2 separate regions of the Homo sapiens genome follow, and region 2 is linked to region 1. The links are chromatin contacts, found by Hi-C or POLR2A ChIA-PET in ENCODE. All regions are on one chromosome and are shown on one strand. Each heading gives the region's core, a stretch centred on a gene start or an enhancer-like site at or near the end of the contact. The rest is flanking DNA. Distances are from core to core; before and after follow the strand shown. Region 1 overlaps SLX4IP (SLX4 interacting protein). Region 2 overlaps SLX4IP (SLX4 interacting protein).

Region 1 (7,191 bases), core at 2,454-4,953:
CCGCACAGCTGGCTCTTGAACTCTTTCAAGAGTTGAAGACTCTTCTGAGGCCAGACTTCCAGGAAATGGCAGTAGTGCATGAGATGTAGGAATCCTTGGAAGTATAACTTTCAGGGTCTATAGACTTCTGGGCTACTGCAGCTTCTAGCAGGGAGGTATGTCCTGTACTTCAGTGAGTGACTCTTATTTTAACTGAAAGAAGTGGTAGCAGCAGGCGCATCTCCCCAAGGCTTCATAGCAATCTTAAACCCAAGCTTTGCACCCACCCCAGTGTTTTAAAATTTCCAAAATAATAAACTCTTTAGGGTAGGGAAAAGATCTAGACCAGAGATCTGCAAATTACAGCCCACATGCCAGCTGCTTGTTTTTGTAAATAATGTTTTACCGGAATCCAGCCACTCCCACTTGTTTACATATCATCCCTGGCTGCTTTTATGCTACAATGAAGTGGAGGGTTGAGTAGTTGAAACAAAGACCTTATTGCTTGCAAAGTCTGAAATAAACACACTCACACACACTGATTTATGTATAGAATATGTATACAAATATATCTTTTATTTATCTATTTTTTTGAGATTGAGTCTCGCTTGTTGCTCTGTCGCCCAGGTTGGAGTGCGGTGGCAAGATCTTGGCTCACTGCAACCTCTGCCTCCCAGGTTCAAGTGATTCTCTTGTCTCAGCCTCCCAAGTAGCTGGGATTACAGGCACATGCCGCCATGCCCAGCTAATTTTTGTATTTTTAGTAGAGATGAGGTTTTGCCATGTTGGCCAGGCTGGTCTCAAACTCCTGACTTTTAGTGATCCGCCTGCCTCTGCATTCCAAAGTGATGGGATTATAGGCGTGAGCCACTGTGCCCGGCCTACAAATATATCTTTTACAGCACATCTCAATTCCTATTAGCTGCATTTCAAATGTTCAGTAGGCACCACTGGCTAGTATCGGCTGTATTGGCCAACACAGATCTAAATTGCTGTATCCTTGGTACTCCTACCTCCTGGTACCTTATCAGAATAAGCATTCAATGAAGTTACCTTGGGTTAAACTGGCTGCAGGTGTGGGGTAAGTTAGCAAGGCCAAGGTAAAGCCATTTCCTTTGCAAGAAATAGACATGGACACATAATGTAATAGTCATGAATGTTTATCCATTAAAACAAAACTTTAGTAAAATAAAAAAGAAATCCAAATATCAAATTATTGTTAAAAGTGTCAAGTGATACACATGGTGTCTACCTCAGGAAAGTTTATGTGTCCACCCGCTGCCTTAGAGGCATTTGAAAAAGTATAGAATGTTGCCAGGGTCGCTCTCAATAATAATTCTAACTTATGATTTTGAATTTAAATTTTGGGTCCCAGCGGAGCAGTGCTGTGAAAGTTTCCTACCTCATTGTGTGTCTCTGTAGATAATTTCCTCTGCTTCCTGCATCTGTTTTCTTGGATTAGTTAGGTATTATACTAAAGTCTAGAATTCTTTTGGCTGCAGAGCTTTCTCTGCTGCTTCCCTTCCCCCCCAACCTACTTTATTGTGGGTGGGAAAATTTTTGTTGGGAGGGCTTGATTAATTAGAAGGGATTCCTGGCTTCCCTAGCGGTGGCAGCCTGGGAAGATTACAGAGCCTGGCTTAGTGACAGGCCAGTCTGTATTTAAGGAAAAACTCGGACCCGCCAGATTTCTCTGGAATGTGCATCTGGCTTTGTCTTCTACAGGGAATGTGTAATGATCCCCTCCTCTTTCTTCCCACCCATTCCAGGAGGCTAAACGCTTTTACTTTTGCTCTTGATGGGGTTGTCTACTTTTTATTTTGGGAGAGGGGAGGGCTGGAATTTAGGGGTGGGAAGCTTGAGTCGTTTTCTGAATCTAAAGTAAAAGATTTAAGGTTTTATTAATATTTAGGAGGAAAGGAGAGATTTTATTAAAAAAAAAAGAACTCCCTGCATCTTTACTATCAATGTTTTTCTTTCCACTCTTTCAGAGCAATTATAGTTTTATATTCTTCTCTGAATTTCAGTTAACCTTAGTCTTCACATTCCTTAGAACACCACAAAAAGAGAAATAAGCCTAAGAATTGACAATGATTTCCCCTTTATAGTAAAAGTATAGAGCAGCTCTTTAAACTTTCAGAGAAAGAGACAGTTGAATGGTAAATGGGTAATCACTAGGCTTTTGTCTTGCTAGTTTGCCTCAAGGAATCACTTAAATCCTGTGTCCTAGGTTTTTTCGTCTACTTAAATGGGAACGTGGTACTGACTATTATCAGTGCTCATTTGAAAATGGCTGCGTTGATTTTGTGTATCACATTGAAAAGATTTATGCAATTATTTTCATATCAATTGAGTTCTAGGTACTGATTTTTCTACACATTTTAAGAAAGAATAAAACTGAAGTGCCTAAACAGAATAAATCACAAACATTTTAAATGGTTATATTCCTTACTGGAAATAACTTTGGAGTGTGCAACCTTTGTCCCGAAGAATGATTTTACAGAGATTTGTCCCTGTGAAACTTTTAAAGTGAAAGAAGTACCTCTATATTTCTTCTCCTGATACTTAAAGTCTGCATCTTCCAATTCCTCCTTAATTTCATGTATTCCTTGTAAGAGCTTTATGTTTTAAAGACATACAGGGTCAATGCGAGTTTGCAGAGTGGTTGATGCTATGCCCAAACTAACATAGGATGCTGTTTTCCCATTCAGTATCATTGTTCTATTGCTTTGCTCATGCTGGAAGCTGTATTTAAGTAAGTATGTGCTGATTTCGTGAAAGAATTGAAATAAAATTAGTAAAAGTTTTCACACCAGCAGTCACCCAATGAGTTTTATCTCAGGCTTAGAGCTTTTAGATACCTTCTCACTCTGTAAGGCATCTGCTCTGAGTGTTGATGACTTTGAAACAAAGTTCTTGGACTTGAAATTAATTTTTTTTTTCTAAGAGTTCTCTCTGCCTTTCTGGCCAGACACCCAGTTTTCTAGGCTTCATTTTCCCAGTCCTTTCCTCATGTGATAATAGATAAACTAGTCTGTTCTTTTTTTGGATGACTAAAAATGTGTAAATACAGCTCTGGCTTCTTATCCTCCTTTTTAGTCTCAACTTTCCACCTGCCTCCAAGAAGTTTCTGCCTACATTGATCCCTAAAACTTCAAACAAAGAACTGAGTTTATCATGGCTTTCATCTAAGCTGATTTTTGCTTTGAAAGTCTCTGATGCTGCCTCCACACACCCTGGGCTTGCCAAATGATGTCTCGTCCTTCATTCTTTAGTCACTTACTAAACGCATTCCTGCTCTGCAGAGCATCTTGAATTTACTCCTCTTAGAAATTCAAGCCTTTATTGTCCTTGTTTTTATGTCCATGTTAATCTCTGAGGACCTCTGTGCCTCTCTTCTCTTACCATTCCAGTTCATCTAGACAAGTGCCAGGGTAATGTTTTCTTAACATCATATTCATCATGTTACTTCCTTGCTTAGGTGATCAGGGTAATTCCTTTTGTTTAAATGGATCTAATCTGAACTCTCCAGCTAGACGTAAGGCATTCTGATAATTACTCTCCCCTTCCTTTTTAACTTGGACCCATGTTTGTTTTCATCTTGGAACTGGGGAACGTGGCCCACTTATTCCTGTGAAACTAATGCATTTGCATTTCCTGCAGTCATCTGGCTTTTCTGTGGTTTTCCCTCTGTTTGCTATCTCTCACCTTTTCTTCCTTGGTCCACACCCTTCAGCTTTTTCCAAGCTTGACCAGTGAATGACTTGCTTTTTCTTTGTTACACATCTAAACCTTTCCCATATTGATTTCTCTCTTGCTATGTGTTTTTTTGACTGTTATGTGCAGTTTATGTTATGTTTTATATATATTTCCAATTTGTTTTCTTTCCTAAGAACATCATCTTGAGGTGATATACATCTGCTTTTATATACATTATGCCTAGCCACATTCCCTGGGAAGAAGGAGCTGTCCTATGCTTCTTTCATATCTGCACAGACCTTGAATAATCTAAAGCAGGGGTGTCCAATCTTTTGGCTTCCCTGGGCCACACTGGAAGAAGAATTGTCTTGGGCCACACATAAAATACACTTATACTAACAATAGCTTTAAAAAAAAATCGCAAAAAAAATCTCATAATGTTTTAAGAAAGTTTACACATTTGTGTTGGGCTGCATTCAAAGCCATCCTGGGCAGCGAGTTGGACAAGTGTGGTCTAAAGCATTTCTGAAGTGCCCAGTACCCCCCACTTTCCTTGTCCCAAAGATGACAAGTTTCTTCGTCTTGGCTCATAGAGAACAGGGAAGTCACTCCAGCTTTGGATTATTTCTTACTGGTCTTTTTTTCAGTTCCAGTCAGGGAATGTTGTAATCTTCAATTTGTGGTATATTTGTTTTTTTAAAAAAAAAATCATCTCAACCTATTTCTCCTTTTAGGAGTCCACAGTTCCACTTTGAAAATATTTTTAATAATTCTTTTGAAAATAATCTCTATTAATAATCAAGATGACAATCCATAGAATTTGCTTCTATATGCTTCAGAAAAGTAAAATGTTTCAGTATAATGGTTTTGATTGTCTAGACATTATATTTTATTTTAATAATTTCTTAGTGTTAGACCTTGATACTTTTAATTTTTTCCAACATATGTACAAAGCATGTGTTTTTATTACTTATTCTAGTGTAAAAATTAATTCTTACCAGAAAAGTAAACTCAGGATCTCTTACCAAATAGATGAACTCAGTAAGCACCTTGGATTCTCTCTGAGGGCTGTAGGGGGCATCATTGTTCCAATGTTTTATAAAGTATCTTCCCGCTGTGATCTAAAGAAGCACAGCAACTAAAGTGCTTTTACAGTCGTTGGCTCGTGCCCACGTTACTATGACATCCTAAATGCCTGTTTGTTTGCCTGGTGGTTGTATGTGCACACTTGCATCCCTAGCCTTTTATGAATGTGTATATTTAGATTGCTTCTGTCATAGAGTCCTCCTCACTAGGATGTACCACCACCAAACACCGAGGGAAGACAGTCCCAACGACGAAAACTATCCAAAGTGGCCCCAGGGAAAGCATTCTCAGAGTGACACAAGACTGCCTCTTCAGTACTTCCTTTCCAGATTCAGGAACCTGGAGATGATGGTCGGAGAGTAAGGATCCTCTTTGTCCTTTGAAAGCTTTGGGACCCCAGTTCCGCCCTGGTCCCAGCAGTAAGGGCTGGAGGGGGCCAGTCGAGTCTGGAAAGAAATCCTTGAAGTCATAGTTTTATTACCATTACTGCTCATCCGACTCACCTTTCCTTTTTGTTATTATTACTCTTAGTTTGGGGGATGCTTGGTTGAGAAAGTGAGGGATGGGGTAGCGATTGAGAGTGTCCTTGCAATTTACAGTCCCAGAGAATTCCATGGAAATGACATTCCATTGAAATGGCAAAAACGTACAGCAGCGTAGCCGTCATTAGCCAAATAATGTAACGATGCATAGTGTTTGCTAATTGTGCTTTGAGATACTTCTCTAGTAGTAGGCTCTTGGAATATCCATGATTAAGTAATACAGGAAGCTAGGCCTCTATATGTGTCACTTTGTCCCATGTGAGTGTCATGTGACAAAAACACTGATTTTCAGACTGTTGGAAATAATCAGGTTATTAATAGTTACCTTAAACACTCACATACACACATGCACACACTTGTGCTATATTTTGCGAGTTTAATATGAGGTGAAAAAAGAATGTCATGCTGTTTGTTCCACAGTGGAATAGCATTATATAGATTCTGGTAAGGTATGTACCAGGTCTAGCATCCGGATCCTTATTACCTGAAAAATTCACCATATGTTACTGATTAGTATTGAGATCATGTCTGGTTCTAAATTTTTGTGGTTCTCTAAATCTATTCATTTTACTCTAGGTTCTTTGATAGCACTTCTTGAAATTTAGATCATCAAGTCTTTGAGGAAAGGATTCTAGAAAATTAAAATATCAGACTTTTAATCAGGATTCCTGAATGCATGTTGTGGTTTCACTTTTGAAAACTGGATGACTTTGGGTGAATTTTATTACCCCTTTGAGCATCTTATTTCTTCAGCTATAAGGTAGGATTAACAGCAGTGTCTGTTTTACAGGGTTTCTTTTGGATATCAAATTAATATAAAAGACATAATGCTGTGAAAGTGGGAAAATAACATTTTATGCATGTCTTAGGCTGTCAGTAATTATTTTATTATCTTACAGTGACATGCTGTATGGTATTTGAGGGACTTGGCCTTGACTTATTTGTTCCTGGTCTCATAATTCTTGGGAGTGAGGAGTAGTCTAATTCTTTTCATATGTGAGGGCTCAATTAGCAAATCTTTATTTATCCTCATCATGCAAGGCCCTGGGTTAGGCACTATAGACACAGATGAGGCTGATGATTGCCCATCCCTAACCTCAGGTAGTTTGCAGTGAGAAATTAATGTGTCAAACTAATATCATTAAATAAAGGTTAGTGAAAAAGAGATACCAGAGCACCCAGCATAGCTGGGTTATGACCAGATGAGCCCAGTAATTTTTTTCAGACATGTTTCTGAATGGGATGTTGTGGAAAAGCCATAGGGCAGCCAGTCTGTTGGGTGCACTATTTGTTAATCAGTTTATACTTTGGGCTACAGTGGCAGGTGGTCAGGATTAGAAGTTAGGGTTGTTAGATTTTAGTCCTTGCTATTGATTCCTATCTAGGGGCAAGTCAGCTAGCCTCTTTTGTTTCCGTTATCTGTATCTGTGTGACAAAGAAGCCCCACTATTCTCATATTTCAATGGGTCAGAAAATCCAGCTGGGCAGTTTTTCTGCTTTATTTGTCTTTGGCTGGGGTCAATCACTCAGATGCATTTGGTTACTGACCAGGCTACAAAGCTCTAGAAGACTTCACTCACATGTTTAGTTCTTCTCAATGATACCCTCTCTCTTCACAAGGTGTCTCATCACTCAGTAATCTGGCTTGAGCTCCCTTACAACATGGCATCTAGCTTCCCCAGAGCACATGAAAGTGGAAGCTGCCAGCTTCCTAAGGGCTACCTCTGGAACTGGCACACTATTATTTCCACTGTATTCTATTGGGCAGCAAATCACAAGGTCAAGAGGAGAGGAAATAACTGCCTCTTGATGGAAGGAGCAGCGTACCTCCAGAGGAGGGAAGGGATTGTTGGTGGCCATCTTTGGAAATTGTTTAGTGTAGTTT
Region 2 (6,678 bases), core at 3,023-5,522, 140 kb after region 1:
TTCTTGCAGATTAAAAAATTATGATTAGAAAAACTTCCAGGGTAGTTATATTTGATCTTAAGAAAGATGTAAATAGAAATTATAAGCTAACATTATAGGCCTTATGTTTTTAGAACAGAAGAAATAAGCTAATTAACATTTGACTGTGCACTGATGTTTGTACCCTCATGACAGAATCCTTTAACTTTTGCATAAGTATAAATCAGATCATTCAAGAAAAGAATTCTCTATTTTTGTGTTTAGAAAATGAAATAAGTAGTGGATGACTTTTCCAGATTTTTCATGATCTATCATAGAGTTAAAAAAATTTATTTTTCTTATTTCTAAACAACGCTAGTGGTGAATTGCGTGGAAGATATTAACAAGAGATTCCTGTAGCACTAGGGAAAGTTCCTTGAGTAGAGAGAGGCTGTTTTCATATTTCACATTTTCCACAATGTTATGAACTTAGATTTTACCTAATAACTGATGACCAATATTGTACATATTCATTGTACAAAAAAGCTTTTAATCCAAATATATATAAAGAAAATAAAAACTAGCCACAACCCTGAACACAAAGTCTCTGCTAGTGATCTGGATGGTATCTCTTCATACATCATACTTAATAAACTGAGGTCCGTGTGTATGTATTTTAACTAGGACCCTATTTGTCAGTTATGTGTTTCTGTCCATTTTTTTTACTGATGATTTTGTATTTGACAAACTCTGCTACATGAAGACTTCTTATCTAGTAAGGAAAGTAACTCTCAGTGAGTTTATTATTTTCCTTTCACTTGTATGTCAGTGCTGTATGGTAGGATGCATTGTTTTTCCTCAGAATTGTGTTTTCTGTAATGATCTCTGCTTTCGATGATGTTGGTGTTATGTTTTTCAAATTAGATAAACACTTGTATTTTCTTCTGATACTTTTATGGAATGTATTTTAGTTTATGATATGAGGTCCTTTTTATTCCGTGTAGTGACCAATATTATGCTAATTATAGTCTTTAGGTTTAAGGGACAGCCGAGCTGTGTCTGCCTCTGCCACACCGTCAGTGCACACATGACAATGAGGCATCTGTAGGGAGCAGACTCTCTTTTGCCCCTTAGCAGCTGGATTTCGCTGATGACACTAAGATATTTGGGTTCTCTGCCTTATGCTTCATTTGAGCTGTGGCCAAAATAGCCATCAAGGTTCTGCTGACCTGCATCAGCCACACAAGGCTAGTCCTCACTAGCATCATCTAAGTAGAAAGATTAGTGGGACATACTGCCAAGAGACAATGTTTAAGCACTAAATAGAACACTTCTCTTAAGTCACACTACTGTTTAGTGTGAAAGAATTCTCATGGTGCTTGCCCCCTCCCAAGGCTGACTGCCCTGTCCCTTTCCAATCAGTTAAGGCCAAGGCTCAGGGTCAGAACATGTTCAACAGATAGTTAAGGAATAGATTAGGGCCACACCCTCAGCAAGTGGCCTACGATGGGCTGTTTTCCTTGGATAGCCACCATCCCCACCCAACCTTATAGGGACTGGCAGAGAGATGACCCTCTGAAAATGCTGGTAGTGAGGATGAAGATGTCCTCTGTTGGTTAGTTTCTCTAGACTAAGATGGAGAAAATAAGAAAAAAAAAAATCTCTAGGGTGAGATCATTTTTTAAAAGATTGTCTTTTGCTTGTATATTACAGTAACCTGAGTTCTCTTTTGTTAATAATGAAATTTGTTCTCTTTTCTTAATAATGAAATCTTCCCAAATGTTTAGCCAGTATTTGTGAAAAACATGGTTTGTGCCTCCTCCCACCACTGCCATTCCTGCAAGGGAACCTGCCCTTTGCTGAAGTAGAATAGGATAGGTTAAATGAATGAGGATCATTAGATAGGATAAGTTGGAATAGGATGTATCTCCATCCCCAATCCTTTGTGGTTTTTTTCTCATAGTGTATCTTTGCCTGTGCAGAGGCCCGTGATCTCCATTGATGAACCCTTTGATAGATTTGATTAGGAAAAACGTGGTGGGGAATAGAACAACTGGAAAAGGGATTTGAGTTAAAATGTAAAGACCTGGCTTTGACCACTGCCTCTCCCCTTATTCACTGATGACCTTACACAAGTCATCTGGCTTCACAAGAGCACTAGTCACCTAACTTGTTAAGCAAAGGTAAACATGATACTTTCTGTACAGCGTTCTCAAGTTTTCCTAAAGAGCAAGTGAAATAATGAATATTAAAATGTCATAGAAGGCCAGGCGCGGTGGCTCATGCCTGTAATCCCAGCACTTTGGGAGGCCGAGGCGGGCGGATCACGAGGTCAGGAGATCGAGACCATCCTGGCTAACACAGTGAAACACCATCTCTACTAAAAATACAGGAAAAAAAAAAAGGTAGCCGGATGTGGTGGCAGGCGCCTGTAGTCCCAGCTACTCAGGAGGCTGAGGTGGGAGAATGGTGTGAACCCAGGAGGCGGAGCTTGCAGTGAGCCGAGATTGCACCACTGCACTCCAGCCTGGGTGACAGAGCAATACTCTGTCTCAAAAAAAAAAAAAAAAAAAAGGTCATAGAAAGTCTAAGGCACTTATACAGTATTAATTTTTATCAACATCATTTCCTTTCTTCTCTGAAGAAGTCTTCATTTAAATGCAATTAACGCCACATTAACAGACTGCTGTACAATCTTCTCCTTCCTGCTTGAAAGGAGAAAAATACCTGACACTATCATTCTGCTTATATTATTAATATTTTCCCAAGAAACTCGACTCCCTAATTATTTTCTCCACTTGCCAGCTCAACTTTATTTTGCAGCTATAAAAACTAAAGTACCAAAGAGTTAAGTGATAAACCCCCATTTAGCCAGCCAGTCAGTGCTGGAGAAAGAGACACGCTAAAGGCAAAAACTTGTGACCTTCAGTGGGAGTTCTGTTAACCAACATCCAGAGGAGGAAGAGGAGGAGGAGAAGGAGCAGCGACCACCCAGCTCAACACCTTCGATTTCCAGTAGCTGCCAGCAGACTCACATTGAGATACGGCTTTGGAGGAAAAACCCAGTCACCTCTCTAAAGTACGTAGGAATCAAGAGACAGCAGACTTCTCAGGCTTGAATTCCTAAAAGCCCATCTTCATCAGAACACCCACAGTGATAGCACAGAGAGTTCATTAGTTAGCAGATGATTTAGAATTCAATACTCATTTTCCCAAGGATACAGTGTCATAACGGGATGAGGTTCCCAGACTAGTTCACAAAAGCTGTTACTATCATGAGCTCTGAGTCTTGGAAAGAGGAGGCCTTAGTATCTGTATCTCAGGGAAATGGCAAGAGCTATTCCTTCCACATCCCTGGGCAGAAGGCCAGCTCAGAGCAGAATTTTGAAATGAGACAATCATCTGTGGTGTGTTCTCTCTAGCTCTTAGACCCTTTTCCCATCAGTGCCCAGGGCTACTGTGGGCTCTCTCCTGGTTAGCCCTACTCCCTGCGCAGCTGGACTTCATGTTTACCCACCTCTCTCCACCATGTCCCTGTTCAGGCCCACATGCTCAGTCAGGTGAGATGTTAGGAAAGACATTATCCTTCTTTCATCATCCCGAAAGAGGTCTGTCTACCTTCCCACAGGTGTTGGCACTTTTCAACCACAGGCCTTTGTCAGAGAAGGCATTTTTTTTTAACAAGAAGACCTCCTAAAGTGGCCCAACTCTGCCTTGGATAATTCCTAGTATGTTTTCTCTATTTTTTACAGATGTTTCCCTTCTACTTTTAAACTGGAGTTACTAGCCTATGATTCATGAATTCCTTAAAATTAAAAAAAAAATGTGTATTTTTATGTTTTTTTCTGGTCAAAGTTAAATAGCTTCTATCCAATTCTCAGAACAGTTGATAAGCCTCACAATGTCAAGTGTTGGCCCAAACCCATAAATTCTTCAAAATGTCCAAGTTTGTCACACTTGTTTGGCACCAGAGATTTGAGCATAGAGGCTAAGGTTGGTCAGGATATATTTTTAGGTTCTTGAGGGTAGGTGAATGTAAACTGGAAAATCCCTGTGAAATGTATACTTCCTGCAAAATAACTTCCTTGATTATTTTCACCGATTTCATGTTTAGGGTGATACTGTTTGCAGCCACTTATGGGTGCTTCCCCAGATCTACACAAGAGCTTCACTGGCATCAATTCAGAAGAAAAGAAAACTTTTAAAAAATAATTTTAAAGAGAAAATGAGAGTATTCACTACTAACCCAAATGACAGCATTATCAGCAGCCCTGGCTCACTTCCCCTTAGAGACCCGCCCTTTTCATGGGAAGGCAGAGAAGTGAAGTCCTCAGAGGACGGACTCTGGGCCAGACACGTGTGGAATGAAGGCTTGCCCCTCACTGTGGGAACTGGGCAGATGGCTTGGCCATCCAGAGCATCAGTATCCTCAAGTCTGAAATGGGGAAGGTCATGTCTGCCTCGTGCATGTCTCACGTGGACTCACATACCAGGTGCTAGCCCCTGTGCCAAGTGTTTTGCCTTTGGTCTCAGAACAAATGTCCATCATCATTGTCATCTTTAGAGAAAAACAACTTCAGTCCCAGTGGAATTCATGCGATGCCACTTTTCATTTCACCTCCTGTTTGCCTCAGTTCCCTTGAGTCAATACATACATGCTTGTGTGTTTCCATCTTTTCTTTTCGTTATTCATTGCGACTCTGTCCCACCTGTTTTGCCCTTTTTACTTAGTTATTATCAAAAAATTTAAAAAGTATTATTAGTGAAATTTAGGAAAGAGAGACTTCTTCATTTTAAAGACAGGTGGCTTCTGCGCAGCCATTTTGCCTTGTGGTCTGGGATTGTAGTCATTGTCATTCATGCTCTGTTTGCACTGCTTTTCTGTAACTAACTGAGGCTTTCTTATGTGTCATATTTCACATCGCTGATGCTCCTGAAAATCATGAGGTGTCCACTAAAGTATGGTTGTAACGTTCTTTTTGCCTCATTACAAATTAAAATGTTCCAGTTTCATACTTTAACATTATTATATGCCCCCCAAATAAGCTGATAATATATTACACTTTTAATCTGCTTTTATTGTTGGCAGAAGGTTTTAATTATTTGCAGAGGGCTGTCGCATACAATAACCTATTCAGTGCAACAAACCTGAGAAGAGATTGTATCAGTCTTGAACCTTTTCATTTTCACGAGACAGCAAGGCCAACTCAAAGCAGCTTAGCCAAAAAAGGAAGGTTTTTGTCTCATGCCCCTGAAAAGTCCAGGCTTTAGGTACAGCTTGATCAGAGACACAAAGAATATCATTAAGACTCCATTTCTCACCATCTTTGGCTCCAGATTCCACTGTGTTGGCTTCACTCTCAGCTTATGTGTGGTGGTTGGTCCCGGCAGCCTCAGGTCCATATCCTTCCAGCAGGGGGAGGTGAGGCCTCTTGCCAGGACAGCTGTGGCTGATGCATCTCTTTGAGGCTTGTTAGTTCAGTAGTTTGATTGGCCTGAGCCACAGGCCAGTTTCTGGAGTCAGGTAGGGAAACAAGGTCTCTTGAAATGCATGGACATGGATGGGGGTTGAAGATGTGATTTTCCAGGACAAAATCTGAGCATTGCTTCCAGGAACTGAATGAGTATCCACCATAGAGGCATTATTATCATCTCTCTTTTTATAGATGAAGAAACTGGTGCTCAGAGAATATGTCAGTTGTCCAAATATCACAGTCAGGTAGTGACCAAGAGAGGACTGGAGCCAAAGTGCTCTTCTCTTTCTATAAGTCCATATCTAACCATGATGGCAAATGATACTGTGGCCATTGGGCAAAGTGAAGAGAGTACTACTGCACAGGGAGCAGGCCTCCTAGACTCATTTCTGCCCCTGACTACATGCACGGCCTCAGTCTTTGTGGGTCTCATTCTTCTCATCCATCACATAGTGACAATACCTGCCCTGATGAATACTCCTTGGGGACCAGATGAGATGTTGGGAAAAGGACTTTGGGAATCATATGAGTTCTTCATGAATACAAGGCACTCTTGCCTTCTCTCCAGCCCCACATGGTTTGTGAAGGCATCACATTTGAAAATGTGTTCAACACTCTCCAGTTTCCAAAGTTGCTTCCTACACCTCACTGCATTTAAATTTCCCAAACAGTCCTGTAAGGTAGATGAGAAACCAACCATCAAGGGGTTGAGAAGCTGGCCCTGGGACAAGCCAACAATGAACATGAGACCTTAGACTCCACTCCGTTTCACCTCTGTGCTGGGACTCGTGTGCCAGGAGCCTCAGCCTGATTCGATCAACTCTGGGTGTATCATTCTCAGCAGATGTGATTAGGAGGAATCGAGAAGCAGTAACATTTTGAATATGCCCTAAGACTATGTTTTGTAATATTCTACTGTGAATTGCCTACTTTTCAAAATACTCTGGTTGGGTTACTATTATTATTATTGAGATGCAGTTTCGCTCCTGTTGCCCATGCTGGAGTGCAGTGGCGTGACCTCGGCTCACCTCAACCTCCGTCTCCCAGGTTCAAGCGATTCTCCTGCCTCCTGAGTAGCTGGGATTACAGGCATGCACCACCACGCCCGGCTAATTTTCGTGTTTTTAGTAGTGACAGGATTTCACCATGTTAGTCAGGCTGGTCTCGAACTCCTGACCTTAGCTGATCCACCCGCATGGGCCTCCCAAAGTGCGGGGATTACAGGCATGAGCCACAACGCCCAGCC

What was found. A loop is a pair of places that touch in the nucleus more often than their neighbours do. ChIA-PET counts read pairs that join two places held with the same protein, here RNA polymerase II (POLR2A). Pooled maps may share reads with other maps.
Region 2: a map of Right ventricle myocardium inferior shows a loop between it and region 1 (2.1-fold over the local background). The contact joins two enhancer-like sites. A Hi-C loop is called at or near these places in 1 of 168 maps with a recorded cell type or tissue (Right ventricle myocardium inferior) and 4 of 50 pooled maps. POLR2A ChIA-PET finds 5 or more read pairs at or near these places in 1 of 52 experiments (PC-9).

The regions. Positions count from the first base shown.
Region 1 is chr20:10,464,945-10,472,135 of GRCh38, forward strand. All of the region lies in intron 2 of SLX4IP (SLX4 interacting protein), which reads left to right. Among named protein-coding and RNA genes, the nearest start is that of SLX4IP, 33 kb to the left of the region's middle. RefSeq lists an enhancer at 1,628-2,327. Within about 2 kb of position 3,704, at least 5 of the 41 ENCODE cell types and tissues checked have a DNase peak (open chromatin) inside an H3K27ac peak, as active enhancers do.
Region 2 is chr20:10,606,162-10,612,839 of GRCh38, forward strand. The region is part of intron 6 of SLX4IP (SLX4 interacting protein); the gene reads left to right. Among named protein-coding and RNA genes, the nearest start is that of MIR6870, 40 kb to the right of the region's middle. Within about 2 kb of position 4,273, at least 12 of the 41 ENCODE cell types and tissues checked have a DNase peak (open chromatin) inside an H3K27ac peak, as active enhancers do.